2 separate regions of the Homo sapiens genome follow, and region 1 is linked to region 2. The links are chromatin loops, found by intact Hi-C in ENCODE. Cell type or tissue: heart left ventricle. All regions are shown on one strand. Links, peaks and the distances in the headings refer to the core of each region. The heading gives the core; the rest is flanking DNA.

Evidence for each region. Hi-C counts contacts between places; a loop is a spot of excess contacts. Peaks named below come from ENCODE experiments on the same cell type or tissue, not always from the same donor. Only the 100,000 strongest peaks of a DNase experiment are listed, where the experiment ranks them.
Region 1: a loop joins it to region 2, with 2.1 times the contacts of the local background. A loop is called at or near these places in 2 of 110 quality-filtered maps.

The regions. Positions count from the first base shown.
Region 1 is chr5:83,396,606-83,413,913 of GRCh38, forward strand. It overlaps LOC105379053 (a long non-coding RNA gene), which reads left to right. Exons shown (of 3, transcript XR_948511.2): 3 at 1,619-1,731. Among named protein-coding and RNA genes, the nearest start is that of VCAN, 66 kb to the right of the region's middle. In heart left ventricle, for the core only: no CTCF peak of the experiment used is centred there; no DNase peak of the experiment used is centred there; H3K27ac peaks cover 1,925 bases.
Region 2 is chr5:83,057,267-83,074,574 of GRCh38, forward strand. TMEM167A (transmembrane protein 167A) reads right to left here. Exons shown (of 4, transcript NM_174909.5): 2 at 7,742-7,851; 3 at 4,611-4,645. It also overlaps SCARNA18. Among named protein-coding and RNA genes, the nearest start is that of TMEM167A, 11 kb to the right of the region's middle. In heart left ventricle, for the core only: no CTCF peak of the experiment used is centred there; no DNase peak of the experiment used is centred there.

The DNA of each region.
Region 1 (17,308 bases), core at 3,891-11,890, 340 kb after region 2:
TAATGAATAGAATAGGGAAAAGGAAAAAAAGTAATTTTACATTCAAGAAACTTGTCAGACACCAGGTTAACCAACAGATCTTGGTTAACACCACCAGGAATGAAACATATCAAAACCATGTGCTTTTTGATATGATGTACTGAGAAGGGCACATCACTTCTCCATAGAATTTTCTTCCCCCAAACCCATAACCTCAGTCTAATCATGAAAATACCAGACAAACCCAAATAGAGGGACATTTTGCAAAATACTTGACCACATAGTGTTACTGTGATGAAAGATAAGGAAAGACCAAGAAATTGTCACAGACTGGAATACACTGAAGAGACATAACAAGTAAACCTCATGTGTTATCATGAACTGGATACCAGAACAGAAAAAGACGTTAGTGGGAAAACTGGGGAAACTTGAAGAGAGTTTAGTACCAATGTTAATTTCTTAGTTTTGATAAATGTACCATAGTTATGCAAGATGTTAAGGATAAAGGGAGCTGGGTGAAGGGTATATGGAAGCTCTCTGTACAATTTTTGCAACTGTTCTATAAATCTAAAATTATTTAAAGGAAAAAGTAAAAAAGAAAAAAGGAAGGATATTGGGAAGTTAATTGAATTCTTGAGTTCACAGGAGTATCAGACTCAAGGGCCACACAGCCATAAGTAATGTCCCAAATGATACAGTGAAACTGACCTGCCTGGTACAGTCCTCCCTCAGTATCTGTGGGGGTTTGGGAGATTGGTTCCAAGACCTCCCTCTTTAAAATCCACAGATGCTTCAGACCCTGATATAAAATGGCATAATATTTACATTTAAGCTATGCACATCCTTCCATATACTTTAAATTATCTCTAGATTACTTATGATATCTAATTCAATGTAAATGCTATGGAAATAGTTGTACTATATTGTTTAGAGAATGTTAACAAGAAAAAAGTCTGTACATGTTCAATACAGATGCAACTTTTCCCCCCAAATATTTTCTGAGAGTAGTTAAATCATGAATGTGGAACTCACAGACACAGAGGGCCTACCTACCGTATGTCACTACTACTGCTGCTTGAACTGTCAACATGACTGGCACAGGACATGAGATTCTTTTACAGGGATTGTGGCCACCACTGCCTTGGAAATGGGATCTTATTGCAATTGTCACTGACTCTAGAAATATTTATCTGAGACTTTACTTCCTTGTGTCAATGGCCCTCTATTGAAAACAGGGGGTGTGTCCTATGATTAGTAGAGGCCAGGTAATGTGCCTATGCTTAGTTTTAAGAGAAGCTGGGAAGAGAAGCATCAGGCATTTTTCCAGTTTCTCTAATGGGAGAAGGTGCCAAATATATGACGGGAGTTCAGATACTTGGCAGCCAAGAAGAATGAAAAAAAATCTAATGTATTTTGTGAATCTGATGTTGGTACAATTAGAACTTTCAAGCCATGTAAAAGAAATCTTTGAATAATTTGATTCAGTATATCTAATTGTGTCAACAGAAAACTAGATAGAAAAATTAAGTAGAGAGAAGACTGCTTTTTTTAAGCTTTGTAAGGTATATGTTTTGATTTGACTTTACTTTCTAGTATTCACTCTCTTACAATTGCTCATTTTTCTGTATCATCTGTCCAGGCTCTTCACTGAAAAAAAAAAGAAAGAAAAAGAAAAAAGAGAGAAACACTGAGCTGTTTGTTCACAGGTAAAAATATTTCTTCCCCTCTCATTAAAGATAATTTTTCTGGTCACAAAGTTTCTTTTTAATGTTTACATACACATTGTTTATTATTTGCTAATAAAATGTATCAACAATGCCATCCCCATCAAGCTACCAATGACTTTCTTCACAGAATTGGAAAAAACTACTTTAAAGTTCATATGGAACCAAAAAAGAGCCCGCATCGCCAAGTCAATCCTAAGCCAAAAGAACAAAGCTGGAGGCATCATGCTACCTGACTTCAAACTATACTACAAGGCTACAGTAACCAAAACAGCATGGTACTGGTACCAAAACAGAGATATAGACCAATGGAACAGAACAGAGCCCTCAGAAATAATGCCGCATATCTACAACCATCTGATCTTTGACAAACCTGACAAAAACAAGAAATGGGGAAAGGATTCCCTATTTAATAAATGGTGCTGGGAAAACTGGCTAGCCATATGTAGAAAGCTGAAACTGGATCCCTTCCTTACACCTTATATAAAAATTAACTCAAGATGGATTAAAGACTTAAATGTTAGACCTAAAACCATAAAAACCCTAGAAGAAAACCTAGGCAATACCATTCAGGACATAGGCATGGGCAAGGACTTCATGTCTAAAACACCAAAAGCAATGGCAACAAAAGCCAAAATTGACAAATGGGATCTAATTAAACTAAAGAGCTTCTGCACAGCAAAAGAAACTACCATCAGAGTGAACAGGCAACCTATAGAATGGGAGAAAATTTTTGCAATCTACTCATCTGACAAAGGGCTAATATCCAGAATCTACAATGAACTCCAACAAATTTACAAGAAAAAAACAAACAACCCCATCAAAAAGTGGGCAAAGGATATGAACAGACACTTCTCAAAAGAAGACATTTATGCAGCCAAAAGACACATGAAAAAATGCTCATCAACACTGGCCATCAGAGAAATGCAAATCAAAACCGCAATGAGATACCATCTCACACCAGTTAGAATGGCGATCATTAAGAAGTCAGGAAAGAACAGGTGCTGGAGAGGATGTGGAGACATAGGAACACTTTTACACTGTTGGTGGGACTGTAAACTAGTTCAACCATTGTGGAAGTCAGTGAGGCGATTCCTCAGGGATCTAGAACTAGAAATACCATTTGACCCAGCCATTCCATTACTGGGTATATACCCAAAGGATTATAAATCATGCTGCTATAAAGACACATGCACAAGTATGTTTATTGCGGCACTATTCACAATAGCAAAGAATTGGAACCAACCCAAATGTCCAACAATGATAGACTGGATTAAGAAAATGTGGCACATATACACCCTGGAATACTATGCAGCCATAAAAAATGGTGAGTTCATGTCCTTTGTAGGGACATGGATGAGCTGGAAACCATCATTCTCAGTAAACTATCGCAAAGACAAAAAACCAAACACCGCATGTTCTCACTCATAGGTGGGAACTGAACAATGAGAACACATGGACACAGGAAGGGGAACATCACACACCTGGGCCTGTTGTGGGGTGGGGGGAGGGGGGAGGGATAGCATTTGGAGATATACCTAATGTTAAATGACGAGTTACTGGGTACAGCACATCAACATGGCACATGTATACATATGTAACAAACCTGCACATTGTGCACATGTACCCTAAAACTTAAAGTATAATAAAAAAAAAAGCAAATAGATATTGATGCATACTTAAGCCTTAAAAATTAGATAAGCACTTTTTTTTTCTTTTTCTTCTGAGCAATGAAGACAGTGCAGATTGGTGTTTGGGCAACTCTGAGCTATTATCATCAAACCAGTATTGACAAGTTCTCCTTTGTCATTACCATATTACCTTCAGCCACATTCACAGTCTCTGCTCCTGCCTCATTTGTTCTCTTTAAAAACTTATGGATAGTCAACAGGCTTTTGAAATGGAGAGAAATAGAGCTGATAAACTCTGGCAGATAATTACATTCTTGCCTTCACAAGAGGATCTAGCTGCCACCATGATGAAGTGTCCTATGAAAGAGAAAGGCAAAAATGTCCTTCTCCGCATTATATATTAACCGTTGCCAAATTTGGAAGAAAAAAAGACATTAAGCATATTTTTGTGTGAAAAATTCAGTATAAATTCCACCACTCAACTGAAATCTTAGCTCATGATGGAGTTACCCATTTGTGCAATGAATGCTGACCTGGACTTTCCAATTATAACTCAGCCACATTGAAATATACGGCAAAGCCTGGGTAGGCTTAGGCAATAGAGAGCTGGGGTTCAGATTCATGCCTTGGAAACATGCTCTCTCAGCTGTGGGAAAAGAAGACCTCATCTCCAGGTTATTGTTGCCTCGTGAATGTTTTAGTACTAATTTAAATTTGGAAGTTTTCTTTCTTGTACATCTGAAGGTAAAAACAAGAGAATATTCTTTCCCACTGACTGAGTGAAAACTCAGAAAATACAAGTACAAACTCCAAAAAAAGGATTGTCGCAAAGAAAATCCTTATTACTGCCTCCAGCATCCCTACACAATGGGGAAAAAGGAGAGCGTGCCCCTCGCCTAGAAAATAGCTAAGAGTTATAAATCTTAGCACTCCAGGAAAGGGAAGGGGAATGACTCAAGTATTATGATACAAATGCTAATGATAACAATACAAATAGCTAACATAGACTGAGCATGTACCCTATGCCAGACATTGTTTTAAGTGCTTTATATTGATAAACTTTTTAATCCTCAAAATAACTCTAGGTACTACTTCCTGACTTAACAGGTAAGAAAGATGGGCACATCTTTTAATCAAATTGCTAAGTGACACAGCAACTGAGAGTGAAAGGCAGAATTTAAACTCAGGGACTTTACCTAGATCCCACGATGTGAGCCCTTGAGGAGTCCCAGGTCCTTCTTATGTTTGAGGGGAGGGCAACAGGTTTGTTAGTTCCTGGTCTGACTGCATGTTCTGCTCTGCCAGAGTGGTTGCTGGGAACAGTCATAGCTCTTAAAATCAGCCTGGCTTTTGCAGAGGAAGCCACGTGTGCAAATCATACACACATTTTCTCAATTTACATCACTAAACACCAACCACCACCTTTTATTTCAGTAAAGCATTTGCACCAGTGTTGAGACTCCAGCACTGTTTTAGTCAGGGTAAGTCGTTGCAGCTGCTATAAAAAGCTTTGTTTGAGGGGAGTTTTCTTTGCTGTAAAAATCTCAGTGGCCTAATGTGATGAAATCTTACTTCTTGCTCTTGTTCCTGTCTGATGCAGCTTGTCAAGGGGGCCCTGCCCCCATCAATTCATTAGAGAACCTAGTTTACTTCCATTTTCAACACAAGGCTTTTTATTATCATCTAGCAGGTAGATGAAAAAAGAGAGAGAGAATAGAGGATCTCAAGAGAGGCTGTTAGAGGCCAGGCACATGGCTTCTGCCAACAAATCATTAGTCAGAATGTTAAGAGGTTAGGAAATGTGGAAAAAAGGACAATCATGGTGAATTTGTGAGCACTGGCCTTCTCTGCTAAAAAATAAACCAAAACCAAAAACAAAAAACCAACTAATTTTATGCACTGTATTTACATGGGAGGCTTCAAATAATTTAGGACATCAAACATCAAAGGGACAAAGTATCATTTCTTTGGTCCCTGGGAAGGAAAGGGTAAAGTTCTCATTACAGAGTAGCATAACAGACTGCAATCCACTCCTATCCTCTGGGTAACACTGTGATCAGCTTGTAAACCTGGCTCTTGGCTTACTTTTGACTTCCTCTTCAAGCTCTGGTGTCAATCCCTTAAATTCTGTCAATGAAATGATCCCACCACAGCTTTCTCCACCACTAAGACACTCATGTTCCTACTGTAGACTGTCTTTTTTTGGTCTCATTGATGTTATCTTAGCAAAATGTACTGCTATTAGCTGCTCAGATTTTTTTAAATTTTATTTTATTAAAAATAAAATCGACTAATTTTTTCAGATACATTTAGCACTATATAAACTACAGAAACATGAAAATTTAAAATACTCTGAAATCATTATTTTCAATATTTGTGCTGAGTAATATAAACTAGCTCCAAACCATCAGAAAAATGCTCTGAAGTTAGGAAACTATGAGCATGTTAGGACAGCAAAATGACTTATAATGGGTGGCTCACTTCATTAAAGCATTTAGCATTTCTTATTGTGTTTGCTTTGGAAGCATCCACCTTGCTTTCATGATAATAGAAACACATAGCTGATCATCAATGATTAGTCAAGGGTCAAGGTTAAAAATTTAGACTCTGGAGACAGACTACTGGATTTTATTAACTGTGTGTCTTTGGGCAAGTTCCTCAACCTCTTCGTGCCTCAGTCTTCTCAACCATAAAATGAAGATAATAATAGTATCTATCCCATTAGAGTTGATTAAAAAGAGTAAATCAATTTAATCCTCATGATAACCTTGTGAGATAGCTACTATTACTTTGTATTGATACACGTAAAAACATGTAGAGTAGTGCTTGGCACATATTGAGTAATCAATACATATTAGCCATGATCATCATTAGCATCATCGATATTATTTTTGTCACCCTCCCAATCAAAAAATAATTTTTTCAGTTTTCACATAAAAACTATTTATTTTTGTTTCAAAATAGTTGAATACTATAACTTTAGACTGTGGTCCCCAAAGAAAGGGTAGAATGAGGATTAGCCATCAATACATCCAATGGCCAAGTCAGTGGGCTTATGCACTCATTCTCAATTATTGATTAAGGCTAGGCATGTTGACTCACAACTATAATCCCAGCACTTTGGTAGCCCTAGGCAGGAGGATCACTTGAGGCTTGGAGTTTGAGACCAGCCTGGGCAAAATCCCCATGGCTCTAAGAGCAAACTTTTGAAAACTAGCCAGGTGTGGTAGAATGTTCATGTAGTCCCAGCTACTTTGGAGGATGAAGTGGGAGGTTTGCTTGATTCCAAGAGTTCAAGGCTACAGTGAGATCAGTGAGATAGGATCAGGCCACTGCAATCCAGCCTGGACAACAGAGTGAGATCATGTCTCTAATAAATAAATGAATAAATAAATAAATAAATATTGATTGATTCATAAATTCATTCAATGAATGTTTATTACATGCCTACTATGTGCCAATATTGTAACTTTACTACTTTCTAGCTGTGTGTACTAGAGCAACTTTCTTTACCTCTCTGAGCTTGGCTTTCTTTATGTAAGAAATAGAAATAACAATATCTACTTCCATCATTGTTGTGAAGAGTAAATTCAATAAGAAGCTTCATAAAGCAGTGGCACAGCACCTGGGGCATATAATAATCTCTCAATAAATACATTATTATTCTCTCAAAAATTGATATGAAAAGGCTTTTGCTCTGAAACAGGGTTCTTTCACGCAGTTTTTCAAACTGTAGATCTTATTTGATAATTGGTGAATCAATTTTTAAATAATTTTTTAAAAGAGAATCAACATCTTAAAAATACCAACATTTCTAAAAAGAAACAGTACAGCATAATAAAATAGAGTAAAGGAAGATATTTAAATAGGATAACGCAGATAAGAGTGCATCATATGTACAAAAACTTTAGTTTCACTTATATAAATACCTACATGTATATGGGTATTGGTTGTATGTAAACCATCTTTCTTACTACAGGCTTCAGTCAAAAAAGTTTGGAAGCTTTTTAATAGTATACGAAGAGTGCTATTTTGGTTCCTTTAAGTGCCCAGAAATAAGAACACTGTTTGTGTTTGTTATGATGTGGCAGAAATAGCACACATAAGATTTTAAATAAATCAACACCAAGCTTGCTTCGTGGTTTGGTGGAAGGGGTTAAAACTATTGTCTAAAAATAAGATATCACGATTATTGATAAATTGCATTTCTCTATGCTACTTCTGCTCACTGCCATCCTACAAAATCAAAAAGTTATTTGTAATTTATATGGACATACTGTAACTTTGAAACATTCTGCATTAAACCTGCCTCCTCGTAGGTGAGGTGAAATCCAATAGTCCTCTGTTATTTCTATTATATCTACTGACACAGACTAAAGGGAAGAGAGCTGTCACCAGTCACCTGAAAAACTCAGTGAGTAATTGCCATCTCCTCAGAAGAGTCCCTTGCTCTAAAAGCCTTCAACTCCATATCTGCCGTTAGAGTTTCTTGGGCACATAGGCCTCCTGTCTCTTTTTCCAAATTAAGAGCACTCAACAGAGCTGCCCCACTGGGCACTAATGAATTCTCTGAGACTAATCTACACAGTAATGAGAACTGGAATCTGTCACTCACGCTCCCAGGAGCTAGCAGTTCACACACTGCTACATCATCCTATTAAAATAACTTATTAGCTGTGTTGCTTGTCTGCTACTATTCATCATGAAGGTGTGAGCAGAGACATGTATTTGAACAACTGATGAAATTTAATTTAAATTGTTCTCCATTTTGTTTTTATGGCTGAATGTGTACAAGCAGTAAGGAAATGTAAGCATTTTATACAGGTCATAGGTACCTTAAGGAAGTATCAACAAAATTACTGCTTTTCACCAATTAGATGAAACAAAAAAAGTGAAGTGAGAATCTATATCTCAGTCAAAATATGTGAGGAAACATGTATACCCCCATTCCTTGCATTTTTTTGTCTACCAGGAAATATTTATGCTTTCACAAGAGGCTTTCATTATAGGTATAACATATTATGCCATGAAACCACTGACAAATCATTCTTGGAGCTATACTGGAGAAGATATATTTATATGGAATAATCAGGAGTTGGGTGTAATTTTTATCACAAATCCACCAAATTAAGTAAACATTTCTTTGCTGTTTATTTTTGTCAGTAAAATATCTCAGTAAGAGCATGGGCTTTGACCTTATATGGAGGTTAAGTCCTGGCCCTCTTGTTTGATAGTTGTGTGATCTTAGGGGAAATTATTTAGCTTTTTATCTACATTTATTTCATTTGTAGAAAAATAGGAAGAAAATAATACCTATCCCATACTTGAGGTTGTAGGGAGGATTAAATGTGCTTCAGCAGTGCTTGTCTCATGGTTAAGTCCTCAATAACATCCATTAATATTAGTATAGTCACCATCATAATCCAGTCCTCCTCCACCAAAGAAAATAATCAGCAAGAAATCATTTTGCATTTTTAAAATTTTTTGTCTGCTTTTCATGGAGCTATTTGAAAACTGCAACTAAATAGTGCAGCTCAAAAAATATTGGAAAGCAACATTAAGACTTCTGATCAGCCACCCTGCGGCCTCATTCTCAACCACCTTCACTGCGGAGAAGCATTTCTTACATGCAGTGCTATAGCTCTACCCATCATTAGCTTTATAATTTTGAGCAAGTTTCTTTAACTCTCCGAGTTTCACGTTTTTCATCTTTGGGAAAGGAGTGATAATACTTCGTTTCTTGTGGTGTTAGGAAAATGACATCAAATGAAATAAACTTTGTAAAACATCTATCAGTGTGCCTAGCATGTGTAAGTACTCAACAAGCTGCAATAGTTGTGATTGTTATTATTCATGATGTCACTGACACACTGTCTGTAAGGCACAGCTCTAGATTATTTTCTGACAGTTGTTAGGTGCAGACTGTACCCTCTCTACCCTTGCTGGCTCTCTCTTATGTCCTCAAAGGCCCGCAGTCCCCAGAGGGCTACCTGGAATTGGACCGATTATAGAATAGAACTTTTCAAACTAGATCATGTCATACTTAAATAGAATTTGTAACTTTGGCCTCATTAGCTCAACCTTCTAGCAAACTACACAAAGTAGCCTATGCTGATGCCCTAGTTGTTTATTCCTAGATCACTAATTAGTTCAGTGCTGTTAAAACAATTTTTAAAATAACAGCCGAATTTATATTATTGGTGAATAATACTATTCACCATTATTTTAAACAACAGTTTTTTAAATAACAGCCGAATTTATATTATTGGTGAATACCATAAGCCACTCATAGCTTTTCAAAATTATTGGAATTTAAAGAATATTCCAAAAATAACAATCACAAAGGCATAGTTATTATATAATAGGTAGAAGAGAGTTCAGATTTTGTTTTAGAATAAATAAATTCATGAACAACTAGCAATTAAAATCTTGCCCAAATTCTATCTAAACAAACTTAAGAAAGAATTCTTTCTTACACTTTGAGCATTGGCATGAGTAGGTCCTGAGGAGTTTTATAGCCACGTGGAGCATACAAAATGAAGTGTTGGGTTTCCATTGTTTCGCATGAAATATGTCTTTCCAGACATGTGTTCCCCACAAATCTTATCACTGTTCTCTAAAATGCAATGTATTTTGTTTAAAAGAAAATTCTTAATAATCCTGAAAATGCATATAAAGAGATATCTTCACTTTTACTTTTCTTGTCTATACTCACACATCCTCAATAGGTAGCTCACTACTTTGAAGAAGAAGAAAAAATCATAATGGGAATATAATAATAATAGCAAATACTTCTATAGTGTTTCCACATGCCTATCACATACTGTACACTTTATGTATATTAAGTTATTTAAATCTTACAGCAACCTTATGAGGTAGGTACTATTTTTATCTCCATTTTTTACATTGTGAGAAAGTGAGCCACAGAACAGTGACTTTCATTTGCTGAAAGTCACACACGTAGAAATGTATAGAACCAGAAATCAAACATGATGATTCTTACCCTAAAATATCATCTGGTCAAAATTGTTACATGGCAAAAGCATTTTATATTTATTAACATTAAACATCAAATGTATAGAACATGATGATGTACATTCCTGTCTGGAAATACAGTACAGTCATGCATCACTTCATGACAGGGAAATTTTCTGAGAAATAAGTAGTTATGCAATTTCATTGTTGTATCATAGGGTATAGTTATACAAGCCTAGATGGTACAGCCTACTGCACACTTAGACTAGATGGTACAGCATATTGCTCCTAGGCTACAAACCTATACAACATGTTACTGTACAGAATATTATAGGCAATTGTAATACAAATTAAGTATTTGCACATCTAAACCTATCTAAACATAGAAGAGATATACAATAATACAGTATAAAAGATAAAAAAAGATATAGCTCTGTGGGACAATTACCATGCATGGAGCTAGCAGGACTGGAAGTTGCTGTGGTGAGTGGTGGGTGGATATGAAGGCCTAGGACATTACTGTGTGCTACATTAGACTTTATAAACACTATACACTTAGGCTATGCTAAAATTACTTAAAAATATATTTCTTTCTTAAATAATAAGTTAACATTAGTTACTGTAACTTTTTTACTTTATGAACTTCTAAATTTTTAGTTTTTTTGACTCTTTAGTAATAACAGCTTAAAATACAAATACATTGTACTGCTGTACAAAAATATTTTCTTTATATCCTTATTCTGTAAGTATTTTTCTATTACCTTTTTTTTTTTACTTTTTAAATTGTTTTGATAAAAACTAAGACACACACACATTAGGCTAGGCCTACACAGGGTCTGGATCATCCATATTACCATCTTCCACCTCCATATCTTGTCCCACTGGAAGGCCTTCAGGGGCAGTAATAGAAATGAAGCTATCATCTGCTATGATAACAATGTCTTCTTCTGGAATACCTCTTGAAGGCCATGCCTGAGGCTATTTTACAGTTACCTTTTTTTATAAGTAGAAGGAGTAGACTTCAAAATAATAAGTATAGTATAGTAAATACATCAACCAGTGACATAGTCATTTATTATCATCATCAAATATTATGTACTGTACAAAATTGTAATGTCCTGTATTTGTATTTGACTGGCAGTGCAATAGGTTTGTTTATACCAGCATCAGGACAAATATGTGAGTAATGTGTTACACTATGATGTTACAAAGGCTACAACATCACTAGATGATAGGAATTTTTTAGTTTCATTATTATCTCATTAGACTACCATTGTATATGCAGTCTGTCCTTGACCAAAAGGTCATTATGGTGCATGACTGTACTGGTATATAATTCCTAAGGAAAAAAATTCCTTCTTTCATATGGCCTGAGTTATCTTAAACTAAGCTATGTTTCTTTCCTGTTTGTGTGGTCTTGGATAATTTATATGTCTAGTTTAGATAATACAAGTAAGAGACCAGAATTTTTTAAATGGCATTATAAATATCTGACTCAAAATTGAAGGGGTTATTGGCCTTTGAAGGTGGAACAATGACTAAATGAAGCTTAGGAAAAACAATAACTATAGCTATTCTGGAAAAAGCTGGTTACAGGGATAAACCTGTTAGAGTTGACCCCCTAACATGCAGCATGCATGTGGTTTGAGAGGTGACCCTAATTCCAGCAGATGATTTAACACACATCTATCACAATGTAGGATCTTTCATATATATTGTTCATAAGTACCTTCACAAGTTCAAGTTGATTTGACTAAATCAATTGTGATCATTCCATTTTCCCTGTCACTATTGTCTGAGGAAGTAATACTTAAGCCCATCAGAACTCAACGTTTTTCTGGCTGTCATTTGCTCAGGAATGTGTGACCTAAGTTGGCCCAAACAGAAACCAATGGAGAAACTTATTCCGTGGTTGAAAGGACTTACTTTTGCTCCCACTGGAGAAAGAGCTTTGGGACAAAGTTATCTCTGTGGACAACAGAGGAAAGAGAGACTTTCTTGAGCTGCTGAATCAATAAGCCCTGGGAACCACACCACCTTTCACTTCCTTTTGAGGGAAAAATACATCTTATCATAGTTTAAATTTGTTTTGGTCTGCCTTTCTGTTAATTTGCAATCCAAACACAGCTAGGAAACTTGTCTTCACAGCTCAAAACCTGCAATATAGAGCTGAAAAACACAACATGAGAACTTCACAATGCAACCACAAGTATAAGTAACTGAATAGACCAAGCAGAGGAAAGCATTTCAGAGCTTGAAGCCTATCTTGCTGAAATAAGACAGGCAGACAAGATTAGAGAAAAAATAATGAAAAGGAATGAACAAAACCTCTGAGAACTATGGGATAATGTAAAAAGACTGAATCTATAACTGATTGGGGTACATGAAAGAGACAGGGAGAATGGAGCCAAGTTGGAAAACATACTTGAGGATATCACCCAGGAGAACTTTCCCAACCTAACAAGACCGGCCAACATTCAAATTCAGAAAATCCAGAGAACCCCAGTAAGGTACTCCTTGAGAAGATCAACCCCAAGATCCATAATCGTCAGATTCTCCAAGGTTGAAATGAAGGAAAAAATGTTAAGGGCAACCAGAGAGAAAGGCCAAGTCACCTGCAAAGGGAAGCCCATCAGACTAACAGTGGACCTCTCAGCAGAAACCCTACAAGCCAGAAGAGATTGGGGGCCAATATTAAACATTCTTAAAGAAAAGAATTTCCAACCCAGAATTTCATATCTAGCCTAACTAAGCTTCATAAGCAAAGGAGAAATAAAATCATTTTCAGACAAGCAAATGCTAAGTGAATTTGTCACCACCAGGCCTGCCTTGCAAGAGCTCCTGAAGGAAGCACTAAATATGGAAAGGAACAACTGTTGCCAGACACTGCAAAAACACACTGAAGTACAAAGACCAATGACACTATGAAGCAAATACATCAAGTATGCAAAATAACCACCTAATATCACGATGACAGGATCAAATTCACATATAACAATATTAACCTTAAATGTAAATTGGCTAAATGCCCAAATTAAAAGACACAAAATGGCAAGCTGAATAAAGAGTCAAGATTCATTGGTGTGCTGTATTCAAGAGACCCATCTCACGTGCAAAGACACATTTAGGCTCAAAAAAAGGAATAGAGGAAAATTTACCAAGCAAATGGAAAGCAGAAAAAAGCAGAGGTTGCAATCCTAGTTTCTGACAAAACAGACATTAAACCAATTAAGATTTAAAAAAAAAGAAGCAGAAGGGCATTACATAATGGTAAAGGGATCCATTCAACAAGACAAGAAGAGCTAACTATCCTGAGTATATATGCACCCAATAAAGAATTACCCAGATTCATAAAACAAGTTCTTAGAGACCTATGAAGAGACTTAGACTCCCACACAATAATAGTGGGGGACTTTAACACCCCACTGTCAATATTAGATCATTGAGACAGAAAATTAACAAGGATATTCAGGACTTAAACTCAGCTCTGGATCAAGTGGACCTGATAGATATCTACAGGACTCTCCACCCCAAAACAACAGAATATACACGTTCCTCTTCATGCCACATGGCACTTACTCTAAAGTTGATTGCATAATTGGAAGGAAATCACTCCTCAGCAAATGCAAAGGAACTGAAATCATAACAGTCTCTCAGACCACAGCGCAATCAAATTAGAACTCGAGATTAAGAAACTCACTCAAAACCACAAAACTATGTGAAAATTGAACAACCTGCTCCTGAATGACTCCTGGGTAACTAATGAAATTAAGGCAGAAATCAAGAGATTCTTTGAAACCAATGAGAACAAAGAGAAAATGTACCAGAATCTCTGGGATACAGCTAAAGAAGTGTTAAGAGGGAAATTTATAGCATTAAATGCCCACGTCAAAAAGCTAGAAAGATCTCAAATTCTCATCCTAACATCACAGCTAAAAGAACTAGAGAACCAAGGGCAACCAAGACCCAAAGCTAGCAGAAGACAAAAAGTAACCAAGATCAGAGTGGAACTGAAGGAGATTAAAACACAAAAAACCCTTCAAAAAAATCAATGAATCCAAAAGCTGGTTTTTTGAAAAAATTAATAAAATAGACTACTAACTAGACTAACAAAGAAGAAAAGAGAGAAGAATCAAATAGACACAATACAAAAGGTAAAGGGGATATCATTACTGGCCCCACAGAAATACAACCATCAGAGAATACTATAAACACCTCTATGCAAATAAACTAGAAAATGTAGAAGAAATGGATAAATTCCTGGACACATATACCCTCCCAAGACTGAACCAGGAAGAAGTTGAATCCCTGAATAGACCAATAACAAGTTCTGAAGTTGAGGCAATAATAAAGAGCCTACCAACTGAAAAACAAAGGCCAGGACCAGGTGGATTTACAGCTGAATTCCATCAGAAGTACAAAAAGGAGCTGGTAGCATTTCTTGTGAAACTATTCCAAACAACTACAAAGGAGGGACTCCTCCATAACTCCTTTTATGAGGCCAGCATCATCCTGATACCAAAACCTGGCAGAGATACAACAAAAAAAGAAAACTTCAGGCCAATATCCTTGATAAACATCAATGCAAAAATCCTCAATAAAATACTGGCAAACCGAATCCAGCAGCACATCAAAAAGCTTATCCACCAGAATCAAGTTGGCTTCATTCCTGGGACGCAAGGCTGGTTCAACATCTACAAATCAATAAACACAATTCATCACATAAACAGAACCAAAGACAAAAACCACATCATTATCTCAATAGACAGGAAATGCCTTGAATAAAATTCAACATCCCTTCATGTTAAAAACTCTCAATAAACTAGATATCGATGGAACATACCTCAAAACAATAAGGGCCATTTATGACAAACCCACAACCAATATCATAGTGAATAAGCAAAAGCTGGAAGCATTCCCCTTGAAAACTGCCACAAGACAAGATGCCCTCTCTCACCATTCCTATTCAAAATAGTATTGAAAGTTCTCACCAGGGCAATTAAACAAGAGAAAGAAGTAAAGAGTATTCAAATAAGAAGAGAGGAAGTCAAACGTCTGTTTGCAGATGACATGATCCTATATCTAGAAAACCCCATCATCTCAGCCCAAAACTTTCTTAAGCTGATAAGCAACTTCAGCAAAGTCTCAGGATACAAAACGAATGTGCAAAAATCACAAGTATTCCTATATGGTACCAACAATAGACAACCAGAGAACCAAATCATTAATAAACTCCCATTCACAATTGCTACAAAGAGATTAAAAAACCTAGGAATACAGCTAACAGTGAAGTGAAGGACCTCTTCAAGGAGAACTACAAATAACTGCTCAAGGAAATAAGAGAGGACACAAACAAATGGAAAAACATTCCATGCTCATAGATAGAAAGAATCAATATTGTGAAAATGGCCATACTGCCCAAAGTAATTTATAGATTCAATGCTATTCCCATTTAATTACTGTTGACATTCTTCACAGAATTAGAGAAAATTACTTTAAAATTCATAGGGGACAAAAAAAGAGCTTGTATAGCTAAGACAAACCTAAGCAAAAAGAACAAAGCTGGAGGCATCATGCTACTTGACTTCAAACTATACTACAAGCCTACAGTAACCAAAACAGCATGGGACGGGTACAAAAACAGACACATAGACCAATGTGTCTCAGAGATCTCAGAAATAAGACTGCACATCTACAATCATCTGATCTTTGACAAACCTGACCAAAAAAAGCAATGGGGAAAGGAGTCCCTATTCAATAAATGGTGCTGAGAGAACTGGCTAGCCATATGCAGAAAATTGAAATATGACCCCTTCTTTGCACCTTATACAAAAATTAACTCAAGATGGATTAAAGACTTATATGTAAAACCCAAAACTATAAAAACCCTAGAAGAAAACCTAGGCAATACCATTCAGGACATAGCAACTGGCAAAGATTTTATGATGAAAAGATCAAAAGCAATTGCAACAGAAGCAAAAATTGACAAATGGGATCTAATTAAACTAAAGAGCTTCTGCACAGCAAAAGAAACTATCATCAGAGTGAGCAGAAAACCTACACCATGGGAAAAAAATTCCAATCTATCTATCTAATATCCAAAATCTACTAGGAGCTTAAACAAATTTATAAGAAAAAAACAAACAACCCCATTAAAAAGTGGGCAAAATAAGACATTTATGCGGCCAAGAAACATATGAAAAAAAACTTAACATCACTGATAAATAGAGAAATGCAAATCAAAACCACAATGAGATACCATCTCATGCCAATCAGAATGGTGATTATTAAAAAGTCAAGAAACAACAGATACTGGTGAGGCTGTGGAGAAATAGGAATGCTTTTTACACTGTTGGTGGGAATTAGTTTAACCATTAGTTTAACATAATTAGTTTAAATTAGTTTAACCATTGTGGAAGACAGTGTGGCAATCCCTCCAAGACCTAGAACCTGAAATACCATTTGACCCAGCAATCCCATTACTGGATGTATACCAGTAATAGTATACATTTATACCAAAGGAATATAAATTATTCTATTATAAAGATACACACCTGTGCATGTTCATTGCAGCAATATTCACAATAGCAAAGACATGGAATCAACCCAAATGCCCATCAATGATAGGCTGAATAAAGAAAATGTGGTACATATACACCATGGAATACTCAATAGCCATCATGTCCTTTGCAGGGACATGGATGGAGCTGGAAGCCATTATCCTCAGCAAACCAACACAGGAACAGAAAACCAAACACTGCCTATTCTCACTTATAAGTGGGAGCTGAACAATGAGAACACATGCACACAGGGAGGGAACGACACACACTGGGTTTGTTGGGTGGGGGCCGGGGTAGGGAAGGTGGAGCATCAAGATAAATACCTAATGCATGCTGGACTTAATACCCAGATGATGGGTTGATACAGCAAACTACCATGTCACACGTTTACCTATGTAACAAACCTGCACGTCCTGCACATGTATCCCGGAACTTAAAA
Region 2 (17,308 bases), core at 3,687-11,686:
ATTGGGGGTGGGGCAGTGACAAAAACTAGATGCAACATAAAAAACAAGTACAATACAGAATGGGCTAAACTATTAATATATCAATTTATTTCTAAGAGGATCTTCTTTTCATATATTTAGAAAACCTCGAAAGCATCATTTCTTTGTCACTGTGTAAACTCAGACACTAAAAAATACAATGCAGAATGTAGGACAGAGATCCAAGAGAAACGATCTCAACTCAATTGAGGCCAAAGAAATATTGTTTATTTTCTGTCTATAAAAAGAACAAAACTTCCATCCATAAAAAGACACAACAGTTTTCCTTACTGGTAGCAATTTGTGACACTTAAAGGTACAGGGAAGGGGGAGCATTCATGGATGAAAATAAAGAGAGGATGGTCAATAAAACTGCATTTAAAAAATGGACAAATTAAAATGCTTAATTAAAAAAATTAGAAAAACTATTTCTGAGATAGTATGCTTACTCTGGGTTAGAAAAGTAGAACTAAAACTAACCACTTCTGTATCAGTCAATTTTTCACATGCATTTAAGGAATGCTTGTATTTGGATGCTTTCCTTTGTACGAAGTAAATCTCAAACTGGCTTGTGAATTGTCTCGCAAACAGATAGAGATCATGTCATTGTGAGTTAACTCAAATTGATCTTATTCTTCTCTGTTCCTTCAATAACTGCAAGGCTATACTAATTCATAAAGCACCAGACATTTCTATGCTGCCATGAGGGCGGTATAAGAAAGGAAGAAGAAACTACTTCTAGAAATAATCCTGGGTATGTGCCTGGCATCCTCTAGTAGAGATGGTTTACACTACCCTCACCTGTGCTTTTCCATGATGTTTAAAGTCAACTCTTTCTTAATGAAACTCCTTATCCCACTTAGCAAGTTAGGCAAACTACCTCTAGAAAATGTTCATCCTGACCATCTTTATTAACTAAAATTCTCAAGGTCATTTTCATTTTTATAGCTTCCTCACTGACCTCACACTGCCATATTATTGAGTTTATGTCTTAGTGTCTGCTCATTGTTAATTTCCATAGAAAATATTATACACATACAAAAAAATAAACTTTTGGGGTTTTTCTGAAAGTATTTGTTTAATCTGTAGACATTTAATGGACTGCCTTCCGGCTAAAAAAAATCTAGAAAGTGAAACTGTTTTTACAATACCATCACCTCAACTGAAAATAAAAATCTTTTAAAATTAAAAAAAATCTTGGGTCACAATCTGTAAACAATGCTAATTCTCTTGGAGAAAAAAGCCCAAGTCACCAAACAAAACAAAAACAACCCCATTTGTAAATAAATTTCAGAAAGACTTCGTAAGCAAGCCTGTCACTCTTACTAGGGCTATATACCCTCATCTCATAGAGTCTTATTAAATACTTAAAAGAAATTAATACGGTCCTAAGTTTTCCATATGGTGGAAATTAATTTTTGAGGAAGTTCCCCTTTTCCTCATCCTTCAAATTAGAATGCTATCATTTACATGTGGATTTAATTTTCCTGTTTTTAATTTTCTTAAAAGAGACTGCCATGTGGTAGAGCTAAACATCTTTAGTTGAACTTGGGTTTTAATGTTACTTTTTGTCTGGTCTTAGGTCTGTATAAGTGAATGTAAAACAGTTGCTGTAATGTGATGTGTAACATGATAAGATGATTTGGCTAGGTCTTTTCCCATTAAAATTGTATCATTTCTTTGTGGATATATTCTGTGTCAAGATAAGAGAGGAGCATATGCTTGAGAAAGCAGCATATCAGCAACATTTTCTAAGTCACTCTGCCAAAATGAAAAGCTAATGCTTTCACAGAATTGGCAAGAATGAACATTTAAAATGAACCATTCAACCTATAGCATTCATACAGTCAAGAGAGGAAAATGGAAATAATAAATAACAAGCAAAAAAAAAAAAAGGACACTAGACACTATTTATACTCAGACATAAAAATAGATCATACAACAGGAAATCATTAAGAAAGATACAAACTAGACATCTTAAACTCAGCTATGTTCTTTTCAAGCAATAATTGTGAACAAAGGGGCTGTTTGGGCTGGCTACTAAATGGAACTGTACACACTTCTCTCATTACATAAGATGGATTTAAAATACCTTAATATTTTCTTTATGCATTAGCAATTTAATAAAACTGAGATGAAAACGATGCCTCTTAACTCCAGACCTGCTCTTCCATTATGTTCTCTCTTTGTACTTTACTTGAGGTATTCTTAACCACTGTTTCTTGGCCATATTCTTTCTCAGAGTAACTTGTCTCTGAAGCATGCGGTTTGGTGTGTGTATAGTTATATTTACCACTAACTACCAGTATTAACCATTGAGGATGCTATTTTGTCACTCTTTTCTTGGTTCTTTTTGAAGTGCTTAAGATTTCTCCTATTATTTCAGGGTTTGCAGTTGTTCATAACTGAGTGCCAGATAAGTCTGCACCATAAATTTCTGTAAATCTAGAGCAGCCCTTCTCACTCCAGTACTATGGACATTTTGAGCTTGATAATTCTGTTGTGATGGATTCCCTGTGCATCCTAGGATGCTTAGCAACATCCCTCACCTATACCCACTACATGTCCCTGAGTCCAGCTGTGACTATCAAAGCTGTCTCTCTATTTTGTCAAATGTCCCAGAGTGGTAACTACTTATCTAGGGTATATCTGTGATTTTACCAGTTTAAGGTAATGATACTTATTACAAAAGAAAGACTCTTAGACCTATCACCGTAAGAGAGAACAAAGTATGACAGAACACTGAGGAAGAATAGCTGCACCCATTGAGTACCTGACTTCAAACTATACAGTTTGTATTTTTCAATCTCATGAAGTTTGTTTCCTTTATGGACCATCCTCTAAATTTTCCACATCTCTGAGAAGTTGAAAGCCAAAATAAAACACAATACTCTAAAGGGAACACAGTTTATCTAATGGAGATGCCTCTTCAATTCTCTATCCTATTAAAAGGGATTAGTTGAGAGAATTTAGGCTGTTGTCAGACTGGCTAACAATAAATGTCAAACGTAGAAAAAATATTTTTCATTATAAATGTCTAACAGCTTTATGAAAGAAAAGTAGTTAAGCATAAATTCAAAGTTAGAAGAAGAGTACTAAACAAAAGAATTTTTCTTTGGTTATACAAATGATTCCAAAGAGGACAGATAAGAAATATTCAATTTCAGTCCAAGTGGTATATGTACAAATGTCTGGAGTCTTTTTTTTTTTTTAATTAAAAAGGTTAAAAAAGGGTGTAATTTATTATTCAAGAATACTGATGAATGGCTGGGCACAGTGGCTCATGCCTGTAATCCCAGCACTTTGGGAGGCCGAGGCGGGCGGATCACAAGGTCAGGAGTTGGAGAGCAGCCTGGCCGACATAGTGAAACCCTGTCTCTACTAAAAATACAAAAAATTAGCTGGGCGTGGTGGTGGGTGCCTGTAATCCCAGCTACTCGGGAGACTGAGGCAGGAGAAACACTTGAACCTGGGAGGCGGAGCTTGCAGTGAGCGGAGATCGTGCCACTGCACTCCAGCCTGGGCAACACTGCAAGACTCCATCTCCAAAAAAAAAAAAAATACTGATGAATGATGCAATAAAATACATGTTAATTGATTCACTTAATCATTTGAGAGTCTACTATGTGCTGGGTACCGTGTTAAATGTTACATATACAGGGTGAATGGATAGGAGTATATTATTAACTATAAAAACATGTATGATGCTACTAATCTCTTATCATGGAAAGTTGTAAGACAACCACATCTACCTTAACTTTAATTGCTTCTTGGCCTTTTAGCTAAGATCAAGTGTAGTACTTTAACTCGAGTCAAACAGTTCGGCTATGACCACATGGGTTCAATAGACAAAACAGTTAAACATTCTGTTATTTAAATAGGGCAATAAAGTGATTATGTTCAGATAGCTGCTCAGAAAGACTTTCATTAGATGGGAATACATCCTAGTTATCAAAATGGTATACATTATACACAACAGCATGCTCTATACTTCTATACTATCAACATGTGTGCATAAAACCACATACATTTATTTCCCCCAATACCAAGAATGCATGGTATTTGATATCTAAATTAGAAAGATTTTCTGTCTCTGTGTTAATGAAGTAGCCACCAAATCTAGTTTTATTCTTTTTTTATTTTGAGACAGAGTCTCACTCTGTCGCCCAGGATGGGGCACAGTGGTGTGATCTGGCTCACTGCAACCTTCGCCTCTCGGGTTCAAGAGATCCTTCTGCCTCAGCCTCCTGAGTAGCTGGGATTACAGGTGTGCATGCCCAGCTAACTTTTAGTAGAGACAGGGTTTCATCATGTTGGCCAGACTGGTCTCAAACTCCTGACCTCAGGTAATCCTCCTGCCTTGGCCTCAAAAAGTGCTGGGACTACAGGCGTGAGCCACCACGCCTGGCCCAAATGTGGTTTTAAATAGCATAAGGAAAAGAGCTTGGTACAACTTATAAACTTTTGCGAAAATGCATAAAATTGGGAAGCCTGCCCTTTAAAAATTAACATTTGACTTGTGAGATTATAACCTAAGTAAATTGGTCAACAATTTACAGCTGAAGAAATGGAGGGAGATTATAGACACTTACCAATTCTGGCACACTTCCAAAATATACCCAACAATCTGCATAGAATAAAAAAAGAAAAAAAGTAGCTATTGATTACTCGGAAAGGTAAATTATTCTCTTGATATCATATAGGGAATTAATTGTATATTAACATATTAACCTTTAACACTTTGCTTCAAATTTGAAATCTCCTTATTTGATGTTGAGCCACCATTCATGTATGAAAGTAGGACACAATGACATATCAACCATCAATGTACAGAAACTGCTATGAAATGGAATATAAATAGTGTCATAGGTCAAATCCAGGGCAAATTAGTGAGAGTGGCAAAAATTTGCATAAGGGCTTACTATTCAGTTGATTTACTCTACTTTCAAAAGCAGAAAATGTATATGGCAATTTAAGCATCAATTTTGATAAAATGTTAAATGAACATTTTTTGGTTGAATGTGACACCAAAAACACTCTTATAATAAACTTTAATTTCTTACAGAATGTAGCTCTAAAGTTAAATAATCTATAATAATGAATTCCAATGATGGTATTTACTTATCTGTGTCATTTACTAAGAAAGAATTAAAAATGTGCCTATATTTTCAATATAAGTAGAAAATCTTCTAGTTTAAAGGACACTCTATGTGAATTCACTAAATATGGCATTTAAAGCACATACTCTGGGAATAAGTATTAGAATGGAGATATATATTTCAACTGTATGAATGAATATATTATGAATTACATATTATATGGAGTAATCACTTATTTGGCATGTATAACAAATCATCTTTAAAAAAAGACCGAATCATCAATGAATAGAGATATCTTAAAAAATAACACTAAGGACACTACTTAGTTGGTCTGACAAAGTAAAAGAATTATAAATAGTGTCACATATGGTTGCAAATTAAGATAAATTAATATTATGTTACGTAAATTCGAATTATTATCTCAAGAAAATCAGAATACTTAAATTCCAGAAAAATTTATAGTATACTTTTTTTTTTTTTTTTACCAAAAGAGATGGCTGGCTAGTGAATCATTACATCTGAATGGGTAAGACTAACAGAAAATTCTGGTTCAGTTAAGTTCTATATATGTTCCTCCTCTGAAGTATAACTTCCTGACCTCAAAGCAAAAGGTCTCTTAGCCTATCAACCATCAATGTATAGAAACTGCTATGAACTGGAATATACATAGTTTAGATTAAATGGAATTAAGCAAAAACATGAGTTTATTTCAAAGTATGAATATTCTGACAGGCTAAACAATTTTACCATAGAAATAAAATGACAAAGCCCATATACATTCCTGAAAATAAGCTAAAATAAAGGCCAAATTATGCTTAAATTAAATCCTACTCACTGGTTGCGTAACTGTGAGCAAGGTATTGTATCTCTTTAACAAAAGGACCCACCCTCAAAGGGTTGTTATGAGGATGAAATGAGTGATTACACGGAAAGTCCTTAGAATGGTGACTTAGATGTACTGTGTTCATATATAGGCTAAGGATACATGTGATAACTCTAGGTATCACTTAAAATTGGCTAACATTTCTTCATCAAACAATGGAATAGGTTAGGCATTTGCAAAGCCATGGCTCCTTCATTCTAGAACCCACTGAAAACCACAAGATCACAAACTCAAGGTCTTTTTGGGTCTAATATTCTAGAAGTAACAAAATATCATTAAGAAACTGGTACAACAGGATTAACATATTAACAGCTTTTATAAATGAGTAAAGAACCCTAACTTGGTAACTCAGAGACTTAGCAGCACCACTTTGGTTTTTTCCACATATTTCTCTACCTAGATATATTTCTGTAATACCCCAATTTTACTTACACATGCACACACACACACACACGAACCCTGTTAGTTGATTTAAAAAATGTAATTACGTTGCTTAGTTATTATGGCTAAATACCAATAAGTATATTTGCTGATAATGCTATCAGGTCTATGAAACCAGGATAAAGACCATGTAGTAATCTTTTTTTCTGCTGCTTAGTTCTATATTATTTGAAGTAGCAAAAACTGAAGTTATTTTAAACAGTGAAGTCATCAAGAACTTGCTTTATCCAATCTGTCTAGATATCTCCACCTAAGCATGGTATATATTCTCAGTATAATAAAAGATTACGAGTCTCATAAAAACATGTAATTTTAACAGAAAGAGACTAGGCCTATAAAATTTTCTATACAAAATAATTCTTAGTTATAAATCAACATAAAATGGTGCTTAACACGTATATAAGTAGAAATAAAGGTTTTAAAAAAAGCTTTCAAACAGTTGACTGTATTAGTACATATTTTAAAATGTAAAAATAGGCATGCTCTTTTTGGTCTTTTATGTTGGAGAAATATACTACCACTCAACCTTTACTAGAAGGTTGGCAGCCCTGAGAACTCCTTTGTTAATGTAGCATGTTATGAACATATTCCTGCTCCCAAGGAATGAGAAGCAGACATTTCCACATGCAACCTACTTGCTTTTGAAGAAGAATTTTCGTGATAGCATAGGGAAAGTATTCTACTACTATGTAATTATTCTTTAATGAGATAAACACTTAAATATCTTAGATGGACATTATGCATTATATTAGAATTCCAATAAAGTCATCAATAGGAATAAGTGTTTACTAGAGTCTACCATATGCTTTAATTCTAAGTTTACAGTTGGCGGGTACAGAAGGGAAAGATACAATGAAACTGTCTACTTGGATAGAAAGACTTCATGCACAGCCAAGCAACAAATAACGTAATTTCAACAAATGGGTGAATACTGAAGAATAAATTCAACAGGACTTTACTGAAAAAGGTGGAATGAAGAGAAGACAGTGTCTACAAGGAGATGGAGTATTATCATAAAAACTGATGGACAACTAACATCTATTTTCACCTTCAGTAGGTTAAATCCCTCATGCGATTTTTTACTCTTAACACATTTTAGGTCACTTCTGAAATTTACCTTTTAATTTAGTAAGATATTGTGAATATAAAGTTTTTGAATTTTTAACAGGAAGAAAATGAAAAAAGTTATTATAAAACCAAATTACATGTAGGAATTAAATTATCTAATAATTTATATGTTAACTTACATTGAACATTTGTAAGAACTAATTTGGGTGATTAGACATCATTAGTAACATACCCAGTTTTATTTCTGTCCAGGAGGCTGGGTGCCAAGGATCGAATATAAGCACAGGTACATATAAGCAGCAAGATTACAGTCAATAGACTCTGAAAATTGAAAATGGCAGACTAAAAAGAAAAAAAAAAAAGAAAAATTAATATCAAGAAAAACTGCATAGGTAAAAAATGTTTGACAATTCCACATTTAGAGTCATGTTTTTATTTCTTCAAGAAGGCAAGCAGAATGACAAGTCTGGCAACACTTAAAACCAGAATCTTGAGGTCTTCTACAGTCTTCAAGCTCTGCCAATAGCTGGTTTTATGGCCTTAGCAGAATTACTAGCTTTTCTAAGTCTTTGGCTGGGCGGAGAATGGGCAGACAGACTTAAATGCTAGCTAAGTTTCTTTTAATTCTGAATTTTTTTAAGGATAAACATCCTTTAAATTTAAGCTATAATTTTCCATGAGTTGACAAATACTAGGCTAATAGATTTTGGAGAAAGAAAGCAAGCACCTGTACTTTCACTGTTGGATTTTTAAAAGTTATTCATTACAGGTTGAACATCTCTAATCCAAAATCCAAAATGTTCCAAAATCAAAATTTTTTGAGTGCCAAAATGATGCTAAAAAAAAAATGTTCATTGGAGCATTTTGGATTTCTGATTAGAGATGCTCAACGAGTAAGTATAATGCAATTATTCCAAAATCCCACCAAAAATTTGAAATCCAAAACACTCCTGGCTCCAAGCATTTTGGAAAAAAGATACTTAGCTTGTATTTAATAGTTTGAGTCTTATTCCAAAGTTAAAATTTAACACAAGAGTCATAAGAAACCATAAGTTTCATAAGTTTCCACAGTCAAACAAAATCATAGGTTTCCAGTTAAAGTAAATGGAGGTGGACTTATTCTATTCAAAATTCAGCTCTAGCATCACCTTTTTAAGGAAGTTTCCTTGAATCCATCTGCCTCCCTTCTCTTATTTTATGTAGAACTCTCTTTTCTAGTCTCATAGCAAACTGTTACCTTTATTATAATATTCATTTCTGAAGGGTAGACATTGTTATCAGATTATCAGACTCTGAATCTCCAGCACCAATCATATGCCTGTCTCACACTAGAAGCCCAATAAGAGAGAGTTGAAAAAAATAAAATGAAATTAAGAAAGTGCAAGAATATTACTGTGTATATATAACAAAGAATAACATTTTCATCATATACAGGGAGATAAAATATGTCAATCTCACACAACAGCCAGCAATATGCTTGTTTAGTAAACTTAGAGGCACCTTCTAAAAAACAAACAAAAAAATCAGGAATGAAACAAAGAATGACTCATGAGAAAACTTAGTTACACAAAATTGGTACTTGCGGCTGAGTGCTTACTTGAAAAGTCCTAAAGAATTTAGTGAAAAACAGTTATAGATCTTAAGGAAATTGAGTAAGGTGGCTGGGTACATAATTAAAATATATAAATCAATAGCCTTCATAATCATATTATCATTCAGGAGAAAGACAATGGAAAAAAGATAGCATCCAGAACGAACAGCTAAAATATCTAGGAATAAGCTTAACAAGAAATGTGCAACATTGGCATCAAAGAAAAAAACTGACAAAATCTTAAAACATATGGAAGAACATAAAAGTAGAAGAGACTGTTGCTATGGTTTAGAAATGGTTTTTCATCCCTACCAAAGCTCAGATTGAAATTTGATCCCCAGTAAGGTAGTGTTGGGAAGTGGGGCCTAGTGGGAGGTGTTTGGGTTTGGGGACGGGGTGGTGGGGGGTAGATCTCCCATGAATGTCAGGGTGCTCTTCTCATTAGTGAGATCTCACAAGACTGGATTAGTTTTCCAAGAAATGAATTCTTTCCGGAGAGAGCACGTTGTTATAAAGCCATGATGCTCCTCCCTCCTTTTCACCAGGTCTGTTTCCCCTTTGACCTTCTCAGCCATGTTGTGATGCAACATAAAAGCCCTTCCCAGGAGGGCCAAGCCCTACTACTCTTAGCCTGCACAACTGAGAGCTAAGTGACCCTTTTTTCTTAACCAATTACCCAATTTCAGTTTTTTTTTAAATAGCAACATAACATGGATTAAGAAACCTGGTATGCCAGATTTTTATATTGGAAGGCAACATTGTAAAGACAACCTATAAATTTAAAGTGAACCCAATACCAACAAGTTATCTTTTAAACAGACAACTAATTCTGAAGTTCATATGGAAAAAATAAGGCAAGAATAGCCAGGAGAATCTTAAAAACAAAAAAATGGACACTAGAAACTGTTCCAATGTCATTTGAATCTTTTCTATATTTTTATGATAAATACATGCAAACTACTGAAAAAATTAAAAAACTATATACATTATTTACCAATATTCTCAAGGACAAAAAGTGCTTATGCACAATGCTAAGCAGTAGGCAAAAGGGGATCAAAGATTTCAGACAGCACATCTTAAGGTATGTAAACTTTTATGCAAAGAAAGTGTGAAAATGCTGTGATTATCTGTGGATAGTTTTTTGGTGGGGGGTGGAGGGACAGAGTCTTGCTCTACTGCCCAGGCTGAAGTGCAGTGGTGGGATCTTGGCTCACTGCAACCTCCACCTCGTGGGTTCAAGTGATTCTCCTGCCTCAGTCTCCCCAGTAGCTAGGATTACAGTCATGCTCCACTACGCCTGGCTAAATTTTGTATTTTTTTTTTTTTAGTAGAGACAGGGTTTCGCTGTGTTGGCCAGGCTGGACTCAAACTCTTGATCTCAAGCGATCTGCCCACCTTGGCCTCCTAAAGTGCTGGGATTACAGGCGTGAGCCATCTCTAGATAGTTTTTAATCTAATTCTCAACTTTTCTAGATTTCTCAAATTGTCTAAGTGACACTTTTATGGTCTGAAAAAGACAAAAATGATTTGTAATTACCAGTTTAATACTTGTTTTTCTATGCATTATTTTTTCATAGATATAACAAAGATAAAATTTAATGTATCTTGGGTTTTAATTAAATTGGGTTTTAATCTTAAACCTGTGAAAGCCAGTGATACACATTTTATAACATAAATCAATGAATTAGCTCATGATCAATTGTAGATAAAAAGCATGGTATCTCACAATGCTTATCTTTCAAAGGTCATATTTTGAATATGTATGTGAATATATTAATAAATAATATTGGATAATGACCTCATAGAAAATAAAGCAGATTTCCTCCCAACATAACTAAATGTGTATTTGGTATCCACTTTGTCTGAGAAATGAGGCAGTGGGGATTAAAAAAAAGGCACATGGTATGATTCCTTCCCTACAGGAGTTTATGGCTAACAATAGCAATTACTGATATTCACTGAGTACTTGTTTTATGTTATCCTCATGTATCTGGGGTAAATATTACCTGAATTTTATTCATGATTGTTATTACCTGTATTTTATACATGAGACTGAGGCACACAGCAGTTATAATCAAGTAATCAAGTGAAAACAGAGCATGTACTTTAAAAAGTAAATAGTAACTCATTGTTGAATGTGGAAGTGAGTTATGCAGACAAAAAATGCCATTTTTGTAAGAAAAAGTCAGGAAAAGCTTCATGTAGAAAGCAGGAACGGAGTCAAACCTTGAAAGGGCACCATTCAGATGGGCAAATAGCAAGCTCCAGAAGAGAAAAAAAAATGTGGGAAAAAAACCCTACAGAAAAAGTCATTGGCACGTTCAGGGAATAATGAGAATCTTACTGTATTTTAAGCAAAAGATTCCTACAGTAAAATGGTTGGAAAACAAATCTTCAAAGTAGGTTTATCATTTTCCTAATGCAGTATCTAAATTCATGACTTTGTAATGTGTTCTCTTTCCTTCTCCAAATGTGTTTTTAAAGAAAACATGCTTAAATGATATAATGTTCAGGATTGGTTTCTAAATAATCCAGTGCATGTGTGGTGGGAGAGGGGTAGGGTTGATGATAAAATGCTGAGAATATGAGGGTTCATTATAGGCTTCTACCTCTTTATGTTTGAATGTTTTCATAATAGAAGATAAAAAGGCACTTAAAAACATGCCTATTAGGAAAGTAGAGTGTGTATATACGTTTGTGTGTGAAGCCATTTACAAAAGAAAACCATTTACAAGTATGAAATATATGATATATACAACTTTGTTCTGGGGGTTTAAAGCCTCTAAAGTTTAAAACAAATAATCTTAGGTGGTAAGTCTTTTAGATGTACTCAGACTCTGGTCAAAAGTGTGTTTCTAACTTACGGACATTAGCCTGCCACCTATAGCATTCCCCTTAATGCTTAGCATCTGTTGTCTGGTGACATAAAATTTTAGTCTCAGGGTTAAAGGAAACAGATGTTCCTCTTCAGTGAAAAAATAATTGCAATTTTCAACAGAAAAATGTTATTAAAAGGGAAAGGAGGAATCTAAGAAAAGGTAAGCATATTTAATCACAAAACAGAGGAAAAGATGATTAAAAGGTGGTAAGTCAAATTCATTTACCTTGTTTAATTTTTTTCAGGGCCTTTAAGTCATGAAACCTTTTCCAAGGTACTCTATTGAGTTTTGCACATGCTATCTGTTCTTGCCTGCTTGGTGAACTGACTCATGCGTCCAATCTCAACTCAAGATTCACCTCCTCTGATGTCTTTCCTGTTCCCACTCACTATACCAAGCAGAGTCAGGATTTTTGTATGTGCATAATACATACACATAACAATGTGTATGTTATAGAACACATCATACTGTACTGTGATTGTCTATTCTATTGAGGTTTTCATCAATCCCCTGTGACTATTAAAATATAGTACACAGAGAAGTCACTGAAAAGTGTCAAATGAACAGGAACTTGAACGCAACTGGCAATAATGAACATTTTAACAAATCCAAGAGCATACTTGGATTCCAAAGAAAAAATACACATTCAAAAACCAGTGTAGATCAGATTGCTGAATACAGTATTTTGTTAACTCTTCAAGAGAAACCTCCATGTATGGCTTTGCATATATGCTTACTTCTCAAGAATATTTTGGAAAATCAAGTAGAAAGATGCAAATTTCCTTATATTTATGTTAAGGACCTAGGCTGTAGGGTAAAATAAAGACCTGAGGTAATTTCCATTCAGTATCCACATCTTCTATCACCTCCTGGAATTCAGATTTTCTATTCTATCAAGCAGCAAGCTTTGAAGGTGCTTGCACACTGGAAAGTGTGTGTTCTTCTGACTTCTTTTAATTCTTAAGAGATATACACTTTCAAAAGATCTGTACGACTGAGTACGCAGGTTCTGTAAGACTGAGTACGCAGGTTATCTTGACCATTACTCTGAGAGCTATGTCATTCTTCTAAAACATGGCAATGGAGGCCTCCAAACGATTTGTCATCAAGGGCTCTTTTACTAACCCTCTGCATTGTAGACTTATCTGACAACTCATAATCAATAAGATCTTTTGATATGCTTGAAACAACTAGTGTTATTGAACTGAGTTAATTTACCCAAACCGGAAGGATATAAACTTGAGTCAGTTACTTTATTTGATCATTTTGAAGTAAATCACATTTGGTTAGGTGTTTTGAAATAATAAAAATAATTCACAGACTTTATTTGGCCACCACTACAGGAGATGCAATAATTAATCAATGAATAGATGCAAGGTCAATACAAAGCTAAGGAAGGGGTCTAGACATGAAATTACTTACAATGTTGACAAACCTCTAAAAAATGTTCTATTTTCAAGTCTATTTGAAAAATTAGTTTTTAGATTTTTAAAATCATTTTATTTATTAAGATGAAATTTCTCATTTTCAGAGTCATTTCTGAACACTAAAATTATATTCATTAACTCTGATTATAAGTAAGAATTCAATATAGGAGATTTTTAAAAAAGACGAATAAAATACTTCTAAGTCTAAGAGCTCAAGGTATTTATTAACAAAACTTTCAAATAAGAAATCTTAAAAAGAAACCACTGAAAACATTAGGAATAGAAGAAGGAAAAAAGGAATTATCCAAGCAATATAAAAATGCAAAAAGAAAGAAACAATGAGAAAAGCAGAAGAAATATACACATCAATATGCTAAACAAGCTGTGGCTAGAGTGCTTAATGACTGGTTATTAAGCATACTTAATCTGCAGAAAGGGGTGACTAAATCTACAGTACTTTTATTAGTCTTGGATCACTTGGGCACTAAACAAATTGTTTAGCAAATTTGTTGATTAAGGGGCTTATTTATACATAACACTGTGTTGAAGCTTCAAATGTTGACTGCCTCCTATATGGGGAATAAATTTTTACTGACATACTAATTCCTCCAGCTTTAAAACAAAAATTAATATAAAAGACAACATTTAAAAACTCCAAATAGTAACAATTTTACTTGTATTAATACTTACTTCTTTTACATGAAACTAGTTTATCCCTTTTTGGGGGTGGAAGGGAACACAGAAATGACACTCCTGACCTAATTGTGATCAAAATTATTCAGCATTAGAAAAGTGGGTCAGCATTTATCATTCAGAAAATCTAGGTCAGGTCAGCATTTTCCAACTAGTCTCTTAAAATGCAAAACATGAAAATGCAAGAATGTTAGCCTGCATATGAATGCACAAACACACATATATATAATTTGCCCAAAAAAAGTGACCAGAATTGGTTGAAAAGATTTCCACTAATACATAAAAATTATCAACATTTTCTTTTGGCATTATTAGCGTATAAATTTAAACTTTGTTGCTTATCACGTGGTAGGGTGATGATATTGCACCAAATAGGCAAGTAACCTCAGTTTAATTTGAGAGCAAGAAATCAGGCTTGATTAATATTTAGATATGAACCCATCACCCATCTCTTCTCAGCAACAGTGGCCACAAAATATTTGGGTTAATGAAGTAATCCAAGTATAAAAATTTGACCTTAGGTGAATCAACATCTCACATCTCCACTTGTCAGTTTCATTTCATTTGTAAAATGTGGGGGCTGGATTAAACAACCATTTGTTCTCACCAGTCATATTTTAAAAATGTACAGAGACATTTTCTACTTAATACTTTCCATTTAACAACTTTCATGGATATGATGAGTAAAACTACAGTACAGAGTAGAAGCGCTTGAACTCTGTTTTCCACTGGCAACACTGATTTTGTAGTTATTTTCATCTCATTATCATGGTACCTACAATTAATTTGCTGTTTGTGCTGCTTTGTTTTGGAGCTATTTTATATAAACCTCAGATCTAAAGATAAGGCAAAAGGGTGTCAAGAGTTAGAGAAGGCATACGCAAAACAATGATAAATGGTAGAGTGAAAAAAAATTAGAATAAATGCTCCATATATGTCTTTGATAAAAAGGTTGGACAAGAGACAGTATTCTGAAGGAAAAGAGCAAAGCCTGCTGTAAAGTCCTCTGACCTTGCAATCAAGAAAAAAACAAAAACTGATAAAATGTCCTATCATATGGTATGAAATCTAACTGCTTATTAGAACCACTTGGAGCTTAAAAAGCCATCATTGCCCAGAAATTTGGATTTAACTGGTCTGGGCACCTACAGTTTCTTAAAATTCCCTGAAAGCTTTTTTTTGAGATGGAGTCTCACTCTGTTGCCCAGACTGGAGTGCAGTGGCATGATCTCGGCTCATTGCAACCTCCACCCCTTGGGTTCAAGCAATTATCCTGCCTCAGCCTCCCGAGCAGCTGGGACTACAGGTGCACGCCACCAAGCCCGGCTAGTTTTTTTTGTATTTTTAGTAGAAATGGGGTTTCACCATGTTGGTCAGGCTAGTCTCGAATGCCTGCCTCAGCCTCCTGGAAGTTTTTCTTTGCAATCAGTATTCAAAAGCTTTGCTAGAGAAGATCAGCACCCACATCAGATTCCTATTAGCCTAATGAAGTGGTTATCAAAGGTGTGGTTCATGGAACCCTTTCATGGGTTCATAAGATCAGAACTATTTTTATAATACTAAGATACTTGCCTTTTAACTGTGATGCCATTTTCATGGATGATGCAAAAGCAATATTAGCAACAGAATTATCTGAACTGCTACCTCCTCACCCACTCCTGACATAAAAAATTTGCTTTTCTTAATATTTTTGTGCAATTAATGGTATTGTTGCATAGTTGAAAGGGCACAGCATTTCGTGACAAATTGGTTCCGTTTAAATCTTAGCTCTGCTATTTATAAGCAGTGTGATGTTGGGCAAGACACTTGGCTCTCCGCATCTGTTTCTTCATATGAAAAATGTGGCCAATAATACGACTTTAATAAAACCTTGTATGTAAAATAAAACACCTGTCAGAGTAGGTGCTTAACGAAAACAGTAAGCCCTCACTTAACGTCATCCACAGGTCCTTGGAAAATGCAACTTTAAGCCAAAAGATATATAACAAAAAAAATTTACCATAGGCGAATTGATATAAACAAGAGTTAAGTTCCGATGGCATATTTCTAGTCACAAAAGCATCACCAAACTTCCAAATCAATATCAAAACCCTTCTAATATTCAACACTGAAGTAAATGTGAGTTATACATCCACTTAAGAAAGATTAATAAAAACAAGTAAGATAGCTGGCTATTTGCTATTTCAGTTCAGTGTTGACGGTGCCGGGAGCCATCCCAGTAGCCTGGAGTATAGGACATCATTCCAGTGCAGAGCACTCAAACTGGGAGAGTGTAGACACCTCAACAAACCCATTGTATATATCTCTGGGATGTAGAAGGGAACTGGAGTACCAAGAGAAAATCCATGCAGACATGGGAAGAACAGACATGAAGACAACGTGCAATTGGGAATGGAGTTTCTTCCTCATACACGTTATTGAGGATCTGCTGTATTTCTTTCCCATCCAATAAATCATCCAAGCTGGAGCTGTGCTTCATCACCCTTCATTAAGTATCTTCAAAACGATTTTCCTAGTTTTCCTTTCCTTTCAACCCAACTGCTCATCAGAGTTGAGACATTCAATCATTGTATACCTGAACTACAGCACTTGTTTTCAAGCTGGTCTCCCAGATTCTAATCTTCCTCCATTTAAATATACTCTATGTTGTTACCAGTTGGTTTTCTAAAATGCACACCTTTTATTTCCCTGCTCCAAAGCCTTTATCAAGTAAGCAATTAAACATCATCAAAATATAAAGTCTTTGGCATGGCACAAAGCTCTTCAAAATCTGGCCCCAATCTTTCTAGCCTCATCTATCACCAGTCCACTATACTTGACTTCTTTTTATTCCTGCCACATTAAGGCTCCATGCAACTATTGAACTTCATGCCTTTTGTTCCCATAACTGCCATTTCCTTTATCTACGGGATAGAGATTGCTGTCCCACCTCTAGCTAATGACTCCTTCCCTAATACTCTTTAAAGTACAGGTGAGAGAGAATTACTTCTTTCTTGGGGACATCTCTCAAGCAGTTCCCAGCCAGTACTACTCCTTCCACTGTGTTTAATGATTTTCTACATATCTTCTGCTATAAGAGGAGAGAAAATACTTCACATCTATTCTCTGGAGACTCAGTTTAATTATGAAATGTGGGCAATCATTCCTGCTTTGCAGAGTTTGTGAAAATCATTTAGTGCACCAAGAAAAAGACATGAAAATAAACTCCC